Regions from separate parts of the Homo sapiens genome. Here region 2 is linked to region 1. A link is a contact called in ENCODE Hi-C or POLR2A ChIA-PET data. All regions are on one chromosome and are shown on one strand. The core of a region is the stretch at or near the end of the contact, and the rest is flanking DNA. Distances in the headings are between cores, read along the strand shown. Region 1 overlaps FGGY (FGGY carbohydrate kinase domain containing). Region 2 overlaps FGGY (FGGY carbohydrate kinase domain containing).

Region 1 (6,489 bases), core at 2,599-5,098:
CCCAAAGCAGTCACTAGACCCATTGCTTTGAAAGCAGGATCAAGGCAAATACATTTTCAGCCCCTACACGTAATGGGTACACAGGATTTCATTATACTCTTTGCTGATGTGTATGTTTGAAACTTTCCAGAGAATGGGCCAGTCTAAAGGGGTGCAGACTGCGTGCTTAGCGCAGTGCCTGGCCTGTGATGAGAGCTCTACCACTGGGCCAGTTTTGTTACTGTCGTTATAGGGCAGGAGTGGGTTTATCTCTGCACTCACACTTTTTATATTCTGGTTGACTCTGTCTACAACTGGCTCCCAAACACCAATCTAGCAGAACACCCAACCTGGTGGTCATGGCAGACATCTTCACACATAATGGAAATTAAAGCACAGGGCTCCTCAGGAAACAATAAAAATCTGCCACCCATTCTATCTCCCAATAACCATGAGGAAGAAGAGAAACTGTCAGGAAGGTGGAGGACCAGGTATGAAGGATAAGGAAGAGCAAAGTCTCCAGGATGACATCCTAGGGTCTGGATCCTTCTTCAAAGACAAACTCAGCATCTGAAGTTCCTCCTCTGCTCTAATTAACAATGGGTCAGGGAAATGAGGGCCTGTGGCATAGTGTCATGGGAGAGTTTGGACAGAACTTGTAAACACCCACCTCCTGACCTTTCTCCAAGGACAGTGGCCTTAGGCAGTGGTAAACAAAGATCACCCCCGAAGAGCTACTTTTAGTCCTATTTACAACAGTAAAAGCCAAAGTACTTTCCCTTCCTGTGTTGTGACAAGACAACACAAGGCTTCCTGCACCCCGTCATTCAACTTTACCCAGTCTCCAGGCACAGGCTGAGATCTACAAAGAGAAGTGTTGCTCTATGCCAGAGAAATCCTATCCTGTGTGAAATTTCCCAGAGAAGGGAGGTGGCATAAAAGCAAATTCAGGAACTCTTCATTCACTTACTCTCATTCATTCATCCAGCAATTTATTCATTTATTTATTCATTTATTCATTTCCTTGACAAACGTTTATGTAAGCACCTCCTACCTAACGAGCCAGGGCAGAAGAAGAATGAGATGAACATGCTGTTGTTGTAGGGGCCATGGGCAGAAAAGCCAGAAAAGACAATAAATTACAAAAATAACTATAGAGTTACAACCATGATAAATGCAATGAGGGGCACTTGAGGGGGTTCTAGTCTAGTCCATGGGCTTGGAAGAAGTTTGCGGGGGGAGGAGGACTGAAGTTCAAATTTCAGGGACAATGAAGAGACAGCCCCATGAAACAGAAGGGCAGAGGGTGCCTGCCGTGGGAAGAGAACATAAGGAAGAGCAGGGAAAGAAAGAAGGTGGGGTGACTGAGGGACGGTGAAGTCAGTGCAGATAGAAAGGGGCAAGGGAGGATGTGCAGACAATTGAGGGTGAAGAGGCTAGAAGTGCTACAGGGGCCAGACATCAAGATTCATTGTCCATGGTAAACACCAGGGAGTCCAACCTGAGCGCGGTAGGGAGGCAATGATGGGATTCAAGCGAGATGCTGTCATGATCAGTTCAAATCCCGACTGTGCCACTTCTCACCAATGTGACACCAGGCCAGCCACAGTCTCTCTGACTGAATCTGCCCCATGAAGTCAGCTCCTCCCATGTGCTCGCTCACTCAGTGCACACACATTGCTTTCTCGTGTATCTCCTTCATGCTGGCCACTGTCTCAGGCAATGGGATGCAGCAGTGAACGTGACAAAAATCTTTGCACTCCTGGAGCTTACAGTCAAGTGGAGGCATCAGAAAATACACACACACACACACACACACACACACACACACACACACACGCAGGCACACACGTGAGGAAGGAAATAAGCAAGTGGCAAAGAAGAAAGTGACCCAGTAGGCCATCTTTGGGCAGCGTGGGCAGCAAAGGCCCACTCTGAGGAGGTGACATTGATCTGAGGCCTGAGGAATAAGAAAGGCCCTGCATAACAAGGAGACACAGGCAAAGGGGAGAGTGGCTGCAAAGGGGCAAAGTGCTTGTCTGTCTGGGCAAGTGAAGTGGAGCATAGAGCATGAGGGGCGGGCAAGGCTGGCAAGAGAGGCAGCGTCCAGAAGGCACAGGGCCTCTGTGGCATGGGGATGTCACTGCACCAACCTCAGGACTGGTCTGTGCCACGATCAAAGTTGCATTTTCAGATCCCTCAGGGATCTTCAAATGGAGGGGCTGGAGGGGCAGGAGTAGAAGTAGTGAGATCTAAGAGGGGGCTTCTGTGTTTCCTTTGTCATTGGACATACACGTTGCATTTTATTATTCCCCAGATACTGGCTTCAAAGCCTCTGGCAAAATATCAACCTCTTTGTGCCTTAGGGTCCTCATTATAAAACAGGGGACATAATATCCACTAACTCACATTGGGCTGTTGTGAGGATTAAATACAAGTTGTCATTTGTAAAGGACATTGGACAGTGCTGGGCTAAGCTCTCCATGTATCTTGGATATTCTCATTGTCTCACTAATTTCCTGTCTATCACTGCTGCCGGATCCTGAGCACCTCATCTTTATCTGCCCCGCATCTGTCCCAGTATTTATATTAGGTACTCTGTCAATAAGGAGTTGTAAATTTTTGTCTGAAGACTTAAATTGGCCCAAAGACATATTTTGTTTAGCTGATGCAGAGACTTCAAAATGTGTAACTGTGAATGTCTTTAGGTTGGCAATATAGACAGTGTGTGTATCCCCCCCTCAAAATTCCTGTGTTGAAACCTAATCCTCAAGGTGATGGTATTTGGAGGTGGGGGGGGCTTTGGGAGGTGATTAGGTCATGAAGAAGTAGGGCCCTTGTAAAATGGATCCCAGAAAGCTCATTTACTCCTCCCGTCTTTTGAGGACACAGAGGAGATGGCTACCTATGAACCAGGAAGTGAGTCCTCACCAGACATGGAATAAACTGGGGCCTGGATCTTGGACTTCCTAGCCTCCAGAACAGTGAGAAATAATTTCCGTTGTTTATAAGCCACCCAGTCTATGGCATTTTTTAATAGCAGCCCAAAATGACTAAGACAGCTGGGTATGCCCTCTCTAGTTCCCTTGGGCCCCTCCCTACCCTGTCTTGTCGCATATCTGCCAGAGTGTTAAGTGTGTCCTGCCTCTGCAGGCACTCACTTGTGAACCCTTGAAAATGCTATTGCTTGGAATGTCTGTCACAAATACAAATGACACAAAGCCACACAAACCATTCACTTACCTCCCTCCAGCCCCCACTGGTACAATGAACCACAGAATCTGACTTCCCAATTTTTTTCATACTGTCATTCACCATATATTTACTGAATACCTTCTAGGTCCTAGAAACTGGCAGAAAAAGACACAAAGTCTGCCTTAACTGAACTTACAATTTGGTGCCCATGAACAATGATACTGTAGAGTTTTCTTGGGTGCAAAAGGTATACTGATAGTAAATCATACTAGGGAGTTTAAGCCTTTTGAGCAGATTATCTTATTGTGTTTTAATAATAATCCCATGGAGGTAGACAGGACAGGTAGGTTACTCTGTTTTGAAGGTAAACAAATCAAGGATCAAAGAAGCTAAGCATGTTGTCCAAAATGAAACAAATAATAAATGGCAGATCTTGAATTCATGTCTCTGTCACTAACAAAAACACTGCAAAGCAGGGAAGGGTTAACTCCATTTGTGTAATAAGCCATAAAGTTTCCTCCCTAAAGCATGCTACAGATCTAGAATTTAAAAAGGAAAACTGACATCCAAGCACTAACCAGCACGTGGGTAACGTAACCTACACTGGCTTAGACGGTGGGAAAATCATGACAACGGAGCTGGCGAAGAATGAGAAACTTGAGTTTCCAACAGAGTTCTCATTGGGCTCTATGTGTCACCAGTGACACATCTGGAAATAAAAGAGAGAAATCAGGAAACAGAATGCAGCCCCTGCTTTGCCAGGAAATTTACAAAAGCATATTTTTGGTTAAGGCAAAGAGATTTTGCCAGGTGGTACCATGCCAGACAGATGGTCTCCATGACCCAGTAAGAGCTGCTCCAGAGGGACCCTCTCTGGTATTCCCCGTGAAGGCCTGGCACACTGAGATCATTGCAGCCACCACCACAGGCAACCTGTGCTCCAGACACATGAGGCCTGGAAAATACATCATCATCTTTGAGAGATCCAGCAGCCTGAACAATTCTGAAAATGCCCTTTTCGGATATGAACACTACTCAAGGCTCCTTGGCCTTCATTTAATTTAAATCAGTGGTTCTTAATCAGGGACATTTTGTCTCCCAGCAGATAGCTGGCAATGCATGGAGATATTTTTGGTTTATCTGGCTGCGGGTGGGGATATGTGCTACTGGCAACTAGTGGGTAGAAGTCAGGGATGGTGCCACACATCCTGTCATGCACAATGGGACAGCCCCACAACAAAGAATTATCTGGCCCAAAATGTCAATGGTGCCAAGGTTAAGAAACCCTGATTTCAATGTCTAAAACTGATGGATACGCCCAGCCTTGGAGCTAGGCTCTACAGATACAAAGGTCAGTTGGATATGTCCTTTTCCTCAAGAAGTTCTGAATCTTGTGGGAGAGGTAATCATGTAAGGAAATAACTGGCATTTAGTGTGACTGGATTGAAAACTACCCACAGTCTAGTGGTGAGCTCTGAAGTAAGAGAGCTCCCAGTCAGAACGATAGCTTTGCCGTTTACTTATTAACTATGTGACCTCAGGCATGTCACTTAGCCTTTCAATCTCTTCTGAAACTAGGAATGGGAAATTATGATACTGATACTACTCCTACACCTCTTCTTCCTACTACTATTACAGCTTCTACTAGAGAAACACCACTGTGACTACTACTAGAATTGCTGCTGCTGCCATTACTACAGAGGTGGAGTACCAGACAGACAGGAGGCACAAAAGATTGGGAAGCAGAGATATTTACAAACTCTGGAAACTGCCACTAAAGGGGAAAAACTTTTTTCTGCATACTCATGACAATTTTTACATCACGTGTGTGAGGGATTTTCCCACACTAACCAATACTCTAACTCTTCAGAAACCAACCAGGTGTCCCACAATTCAATTCTAAACTAACTACCTGGAGTAAGGGCAGATCACACAGGTTAAGGCTTCAATCCAAGACTGCTCCCATTTCAGATGCCAATCAAAAGTCTAGGCCTTCCATACTTCTGACTGATCAGCTACATACTGGAGGTTCCCATAACCCCCTTTTTTCAGGTTTGATAATTTGCTATAATGGCTCACAAAACTCAGGGAAACACTCTACTTAAATTTACTGGCTTATTATAAAGAATACAAATACAAATGAACAGCCAGACAAAGAGGTACATAGGGCAAGGTATGTGGGAAGGGGTGGGGAGCTTTCATGCCCTCTCCAGGCACCTCCACTTGTTCACCAACCCGGGAGCTCTCCAAACCCCATCTTTCAGGGATTTTTAGGGATGATTCATCACACAGGCATGATTGCTTATTAACTCAATCTCCAGCCTCTCTCCCCTCCTGGTGGATTGGGTGGATGTGGGGAGTAGGGCTGAAAATTCTGAGCTGCTATCCATCACATGGTCTTTCTAGTGACCAAGTCCCATTCTGACCAACTCCCATTCTGAAGTTATCCAGGAGCCCAAGAGTCGCCTCATTAAAGCAAAAGATGCTCTATCGCTTAGGAAACCCCAAGGGATTTAGAAGCTCTGTTAGGAACCAGAGTCAAAGTCTAAATAGTACAACAAAAGATACTCCTAGAATGTTGATCACTCTGGAAATTACAAGGCTTTTAGGAGCTCTGTGTCACAAACCTGGAACAGAAACTAAAAATATATTTCTTATTAGTCACAGCACCAAAAGGGAGAAGGTGTGTTCCTTCTTCATCTATTCTCCATCTTGCTGCCTTGAAGGAAGCTGTGGTTGAAAGCCACTTTGGATCATGCAGAAAGGGGCATCATGTTAAGCACAGTCCAATGCAGAAGCTACCTGGGTTCCTGGATGATCTCATGGAAAGCATCTACGTCCGGACTATCAGATAAACAAATAATCTAACTTATTTAAGCCACATCTAGTGCTATAGCCTAATAATACAGAAGTGTAGGAGTCAAAGGTACAGGCCAATTAAGAAAGGGCATTACTAGCAGAAGAAAGTCACATATGCGAAAATACAGAGTTGAAAGAGAATAAAGGGAACCATGGGGCTTGATCCATGGTAGTGTGACAGGAGGTAAGACTGGAGAGTCAGGGAGCAGCTGGATCACATTGGACCTTATATTCCTTATACTAGGAAGTTAGGACTTGTTTCCTGCCAGCAGTGGGATGTTACTAAAGAATTCAAATAGTTAAATAATATCAGATTTACATTTAAAGACAATACTAGGGATGTATGAAGTACTGTTTTGGTGGGGGTAGAGAAAAGAGGAGGTAGGTGACATGGGGGAGAAGTTGGAGGAAAGGCAAAGATGACTGGACCCAGGGAGCCTAGTTAGGAGGGCAATG
Region 2 (6,489 bases), core at 1,331-3,830, 100 kb after region 1:
GAACAGAGATATAAGAAGTAAACCCATTTATGGCAATTGGCTTTGGTAAATGTGCCTATATAATTTAATGGGGGAAAGGACAGACTATTTGACAGTGATGCTAGAACTATATGACTATATGCAAAAAAGAACTTAGACTCTTACCTCACACCATACACAAAACTTAACTCAAAACATATCACATCCCTAAATGTAAGACTAAAAATATAAAATGTGTAGAAGAAAACAGGAGAACATTGTTGCAACCTTGCATTAGATGAAGATTTTATAAAAAGCAAGCAAGACCCACAAAAGAAAAAATTTTGACTTCATCAAAATTTAAAAATCTTTTTCTTCAAAAGAAACAATTAGAAAACGAAAAGACAAGCTACAGACTGGAAGAAAATATTTGCAAACAACACATCTGATAATATACTTGCATATAAAATATATTTTAAAACTCAAATAATAAGAGGAAAAACAACCCAATGATAACATTGGCAAAAGATGTGGACACTTCTGCAAAGAAAATATACAAATGGCCAATGTACACATGAAAAAGTGCTCAAATCATTAGTCACTAAGGAAATGCAAATTAAAATCACAATAAGATACTACTGCACACTTACTAGAATATTATCACAAAGACTGACAATACCAAGTGTTAGAGAATTGTGGAGAAAGTGATGCCCTTATACATTGCTGATGGAAATGTAAAATACAGCCACATCTTACCACACAACCCGGCAACTTCAATACAAAATATTAACAAACCAAATAAAATAAAATAAAAACATACATCAACACAAAGAATTGTATGTGAATATTCATAGCAGCATTATTGATATTCCCAAGCTGAAAACCAACCAAATATCCATCATAGTTTAACCAACTGTTAAATAAAGTATTGTATATCCATATAACAGAATACTACTCAGCAAGAAAAAGGAACTACTGATATATGTAACAACATGGATGATCCTTAAAAACATTATGCTAAGTGAAAAGAGCCAGATATAAAAGAAAGCACGCTATGTGATTCTATTTATATAAAATTTCTAAAAAGAACACCTATAAAGACAGAAAGCGCCTCTGACTGGGGCTTGGGGTTGACTGCAAACAGGTGTAAGGAAACTTTTGGAGTAATAAGTGTTCTAAAACTGGAGTAGGTGATGATTGCACCACTGTATAAATTTACAAAATAACAGCATTATACATTTACAATGGCTGGATTTTATGATATATAAATCATACATCAAGCTGTTAAATACTTTTAAAACGAGTTGAGCTATGAAAGATAAAATGGAAAGACATCCATGATATATTAGTAAGGTTTTAAAAAAAAGAATATGCAACAAATTGTTAATAGTGGTTGCTCCTGAGGGTGGAACTGCAGGAGGAGGATATAGATTTTACACTTGTTTGTATAATTTTTAAAGTTGTAGAATAATAGATTTATCGATTAATTCTATTTTTTATTTTTGTTTCTATGGTTTCCTTTATAGAAAAAGCATGAGCGACCAGTTTCTATTAACTTAAAACATGACTACAACCTTTTAAATCCCATAAAAGTCAACTCAAAAATGTCCATCCTCATTTAGTGAAATTCACCTTAAAATATATAATTATTTTTTTCCTGTTTGGAAATACCAGATTTATAATTTAGAATTCCATTTCTTACTATTTAACATGTTCCTCAAACAAGAGCTTCACATAATTATGAGAAATGTCCAAAAAAGAAAAGCAGTAATTTTTTTCAAGTCATATTAATAAAGCATTGCCATATATTGAACATCTACTATGTGCCATATGTTTGACATACATATTATTTAATCCTTACAAAGCCCTCCAAAAGAAACATTTAATATTAGTTTTTCATGAAAAACAAGTGGGGGCCGGGTGCAATGGCTCACGCCTGTAATCCCAACACTTTGGGAGGCCAAGACGGGAAGATCACTTGAGGTCAGGAGTTTGAGACCAGCCTGGCCAACACGATGAAACCCCATCTCTACTAAAAAATACAAAAACTAGCCAGGTGTGGTGCCATGTGCCTGTAGTCCCAAATACTAGGGAGGCTGAGGCAGGAGAACTGCTTCAACCCAGGAGGCAAAGGTTGCAGTGACCCAAGACCATGCAACTGTACTCCAGCCTGGGCGACAGAATGAGACTCCATCTCAAAAAAAATAAAACAAAATAAAAGAAGTGGATGATTGGCGAGGGAAAGGGTGAACAGCAGGCACAGAGAGGTTAAGGAACTTGCACTTGTCACACAGCCAGTAGATTGCAGAGCCAGAATTCAAACTCAGTGTCTATTTTCTTTCCATTATACCATACTGCTCACCTCTGTCATCAGATAATTTCCTGTTGCCCAAGAGACTCATCCTGTGGAAAGGACATGTGATCTAGAGAACACTTGCTGCTGACCCATCTGTGACTGCTGGTAGTACCTTGACCCACAGTACCAAGTGAATACCCAGATGCCTTCACCACACTGATCTATCTAGACTTACAGTGTGAGGACCAAACCCATTTCCTGACAGGCAGTATGGCCTCATGACAATGAGTCACAAAGACTTGAATTCAAATCCTAGCTCTGCCACCATGGCTACGTGGCTGAAGGCAAGTTACACAATTCTAGCCATTGCAACTCCTCTCTTGCTTTGCTGGTTCATGTTTCTATAGCATTTACAGGTATGGCTATTTCTGCCTGGAATGTCCTTACAACTTGGCTTGGAAATCACTGGATAGTAGTTAAATCAGCGACTTTGGGGGCAGAAGACCTGAGTCTGAAATCTGGTTCTACTATTTCCGAGTTATATAACTTTGTGAAGTCAGATAAGCAGCTTCCTTGGCAGTACAAAACTATTACCTAAACCTGCATCTCCCAATGATATGAGAATTCAGCAAAATAAGGTGTGATGAGCTCAACATCTGGCATCAGTGCACAGTAAGTAGCAGTTTATATTAGAGCAAATTAGTTGCTTCAAATCTTTCCATGTGGGATACCAATCAATCAATCACCCAGCCCTAACTTCTACTTGCTATGTGGCCCAATTGGCTTCTGTGCCCAGAAAGTGCATGTCTGACTTGGGTAAGCCCATCTCACACAGGTCTGCAGTTAGTCAAAAGAGGACTTGGGTGAGAAAATATAGATGACTCAAACTCCATACCACAAGGCAGTTTGGGAGTAGAAACAAACACAGGATGTGGTGTCCAAAGAACTTCCTTCTGGTGCCAACTCCACCACTTCTAGGTCAGGTAATCCTGCACTAACTCCATCAACTTTCTGAGCCTCAGTTTCCTGAGTGAGAGATACCTCCCAAGTAAGAATCAAAGGCTTTGAATGGGATCAGTGGAGTCTGAAATTACTTTGAAACCAGTAAACCTTTATAGAAAATAGGATAGGAAATGCACTCAATGCCTTATTGTGTTCATGGAATGTTTTTATGTACAAAGCACAGCATGCTTGCTCTCTGTGTCACGTAAGCACATATAAAAATGACAAGCAAAAAGAGTAGGAATAGAAAAAATTGGATAGACTCAAATCTTTCTAAGAATCATGGCGGGAGTAACCTAGTAGGAGCAAGGAAAATATTTTCTTCAATGTATGTTATGAATCCCCTCAACAGACCTACAGAGTGCTCAATATTACAATCATGGCCTTCAGTCACAAAGACTCAGCGTCTCTATCTTTCAAACAGAGACCTCTCACAAGAAACTGGAAGAGTAACTGTGGCATGCATTTAAACCTGATCTAGCTAGGTAGCCACTACTATTTCCCCAGCCTTACAAGGAAATGCCTTATGATCATGCTCATCCACAGCTGAGGAACATCGCCATTCCCAACCCCTCACCCCACACCATCTAAACCATCCCAGAAAGATGACTGTCAGAGTCACACTACCCAGAAGGCCTCTGGGGCTTGACCTGGTGACCTAAGAATTCTTTTTTATATTCTTATTAATGGAAGAAGAAAGCAGCCCAGTAATCTCATTGTAACAGCTTGGAATCAAGAGAATTTCCCTAGCTAGAGAGAAAGCACATTGCTCTTCTAAAGAATTTCCAGAGAAAGAGATTTCTGCAACCTCATTTGGTAACCTGTTCCATGTCTAACAACTGTCAACTCGTAGCTATGGGGCAGCAAACAAATATTTGGGGAAGGGATTGTGTATCACTTTCTTCTTATTGTGGGAAATGGTTCAATTCTGCATGTGTTTTAAATCAGCAAGATCTGCCATATTGGGTGGGGAGATGGTGTTTCTTAGAAACCCTCCAAACTGAGAACTGGAGGGTCAGATGCATACCTGGTTTTATCCTTAGCTCTATTTAGAGCAAGGGTCAAAGCCTGGGGCTTCATAGACATAATCCAGCTTGCAGTAGAGTTCTGAGTGGCAGGTACTGTATTCTTTTAAATCTTGATTTGAATGCCTTTGTCAGCTTTGGGGGCGTGCGAGGAGTTATGCAATCACCAGTTCCCTCAGGCTCCATCACTACCTGTTGGTTACACAGTTCAATCACTCACTTAGCCATAAGTCCTTAGCGAAAATAATCAAGCCCCTTCTAGGGTCAGGCTGTGCAGAATTTTCTCTTCTAGGTATTGGAAAAACAATGGAGAGAAAAACTTTTTTTTTTAATCCTTGCTCTTTTGGAGATTACATTTTAGTAGGGATAGACAATACCCAATAAATCAAATAAATTACATAGTGTAGATATAGTATACTAGCAAGTGATTACTCAGGGGGATTAGGAATGCAAGGAGGAGGTGGTTCCTATGCAAGATGCAAGTGAAATTTGAGGATACACCTGAAAGACATGAGGAGTGGACCTCATGGAAATCTGGGGGAAGAGTGTTCCAGGCAGGGGAACAGCGAGCGCAGAGGTCCTGGGAGGGGGAACAGCAAGAAGACAAATACAGCTTGTGTTGGGGCGTGCATTACCTGGAAGGCCCTTGAAGGCAGTCAATTTTGTAAAAGCTACTCTAGTGACCAGTGAAGTAAATAAACCCAGTCCTAATCCTTTACCTACGTAGCATCCCAGCTTAGGTATGGTATTGCCATTTGATGATAAGATGATGAAATAAAGGCCAAATACTCTCATTTATATCAGTGACCCCAACATTCTGCCAAGAACTGAAACTCAAATAGCCTCTACCTCCTTCCTCTCCATTGTTGCCAAGTCCAGTTACGCCTGCCTTCCTAAAGCCTCTCAGTCTCAGCCCTCCTATTTATTCCTCTGCCAATAGTCTAATCTAGCCATTTATTATTAAAAATATTAAGCACCTATATGTGCCAGACACAGAGAACATATCCTGGTCAAGAGAGACGTGGTCCCAGTCTTCCCAAAGTTTATAGTTTAAAAAAAAAAAAATCTCAGCCTCTGAAACTCATCAGGATGTCTGCCTCCTGACATCCTTAAATTTAGTTTCTTCTCTGCCAGCCATTCTGAATCTGTTGCAAGACTGGTCAATCTCAAACTCAGGATGATTCTAGAGGAGCTCCCCATTGGTCTGAGCCAGCTGTCTCACCTACCCCTGTATCGTCAATTCTAGCCTCCCTTTCCTTCTTCCTATTAGAAACCACCTATTACAGCTAGGATTCGATCCTTGATGTTCCCATCTCAGCGCTTCTGACCATTCTATTCCTCCAGTTCCAATTGTCTTCTCTTAAGAGTTCAAGAGTCACTTTTTGCCCTACATCCTTTCTCAAGTTTTCTCCAGTGGGTAGAAGTAGGGAGGTCTCCATTTCTTTTCTTTTCTTTTTTTTTTTTTTGAGATGGAGTCTTGCTTTGTCGCCCAGGCTGGAGGGCAGTGCTGCGATCTCGGCTTATTGCAACCTCCGCCTCCCGGGTTCAAGTGATTCTCCTGCCTCAGCCTCCTCAGTAGTTGGGATTACAGGCGCACACCACCACGCCCAGCTAATTTTTGTATTTTTAGTAAAAACAAGGTTTTGCCATGTTGACCAGGCGGGTCTCAAACTCCTGACCTCATGATCTGCCCACCTGGGCCTCCCAAAGTGCTCTCAATTTCTTTTGACCCTTCATTTTTTTTACACTTCCTGGGTCTAATATAACCCAGGCTCTGGGTAAGCAAAACATAGCTCCTGCCCTCCTGAAACATAAAATCTAGTAGGGAAGACATACATTAATCCAAAAAGTGAAATATCTTATTATTTTGTTTCATTTTATGGTATTTTATTCTTGATTTATAGAATGATTTTATTATTTGATAACAAAAAATGAATGATTCACGAACCACATGGAGTTCTATGAAAGAGACGTACAAGGCACTGTGAAAACATTTAATAAGTGAAATAAGACTTAGTTGGAGGTGGTATTGGTAGAGAAAATGCTCCTTCCTTGAAGAACTAACTTTTGAATTAAGGTTTGGGGCAGCACTATCCAATGGAACTTTCTACAATAATGAAAATGTGCTATATCTGTGCTGTTCAGTATAATAGCCACCATGTGGCTATTGAGCACTTGAAATTTGGCTGGAGCAAAAGAGGAAGTGAA

What was found. Hi-C counts contacts between places; a loop is a spot of excess contacts on that map. ChIA-PET counts read pairs that join two places held with the same protein, here RNA polymerase II (POLR2A). Pooled maps may share reads with other maps.
Region 2: a pooled map shows a loop between it and region 1 (8-fold over the local background). The contact joins two enhancer-like sites. A Hi-C loop is called at or near these places in 11 of 37 single-sample maps with no recorded cell type and 11 of 50 pooled maps. POLR2A ChIA-PET finds 5 or more read pairs at or near these places in 3 of 52 experiments (MCF 10A, RWPE1 and activated CD4-positive, alpha-beta T cell).

What each region holds. Positions count from the first base shown.
Region 1 is chr1:59,431,075-59,437,563 of GRCh38, reverse strand. All of the region lies in intron 5 of FGGY (FGGY carbohydrate kinase domain containing), which reads right to left. Among named protein-coding and RNA genes, the nearest start is that of FGGY, 140 kb to the right of the region's middle. Within about 2 kb of position 3,848, at least 5 of the 41 ENCODE cell types and tissues checked have a DNase peak (open chromatin) inside an H3K27ac peak, as active enhancers do.
Region 2 is chr1:59,329,827-59,336,315 of GRCh38, reverse strand. All of the region lies in intron 2 of FGGY (FGGY carbohydrate kinase domain containing), which reads right to left. Among named protein-coding and RNA genes, the nearest start is that of FGGY, 36 kb to the right of the region's middle. Within about 2 kb of position 2,580, at least 3 of the 41 ENCODE cell types and tissues checked have a DNase peak (open chromatin) inside an H3K27ac peak, as active enhancers do.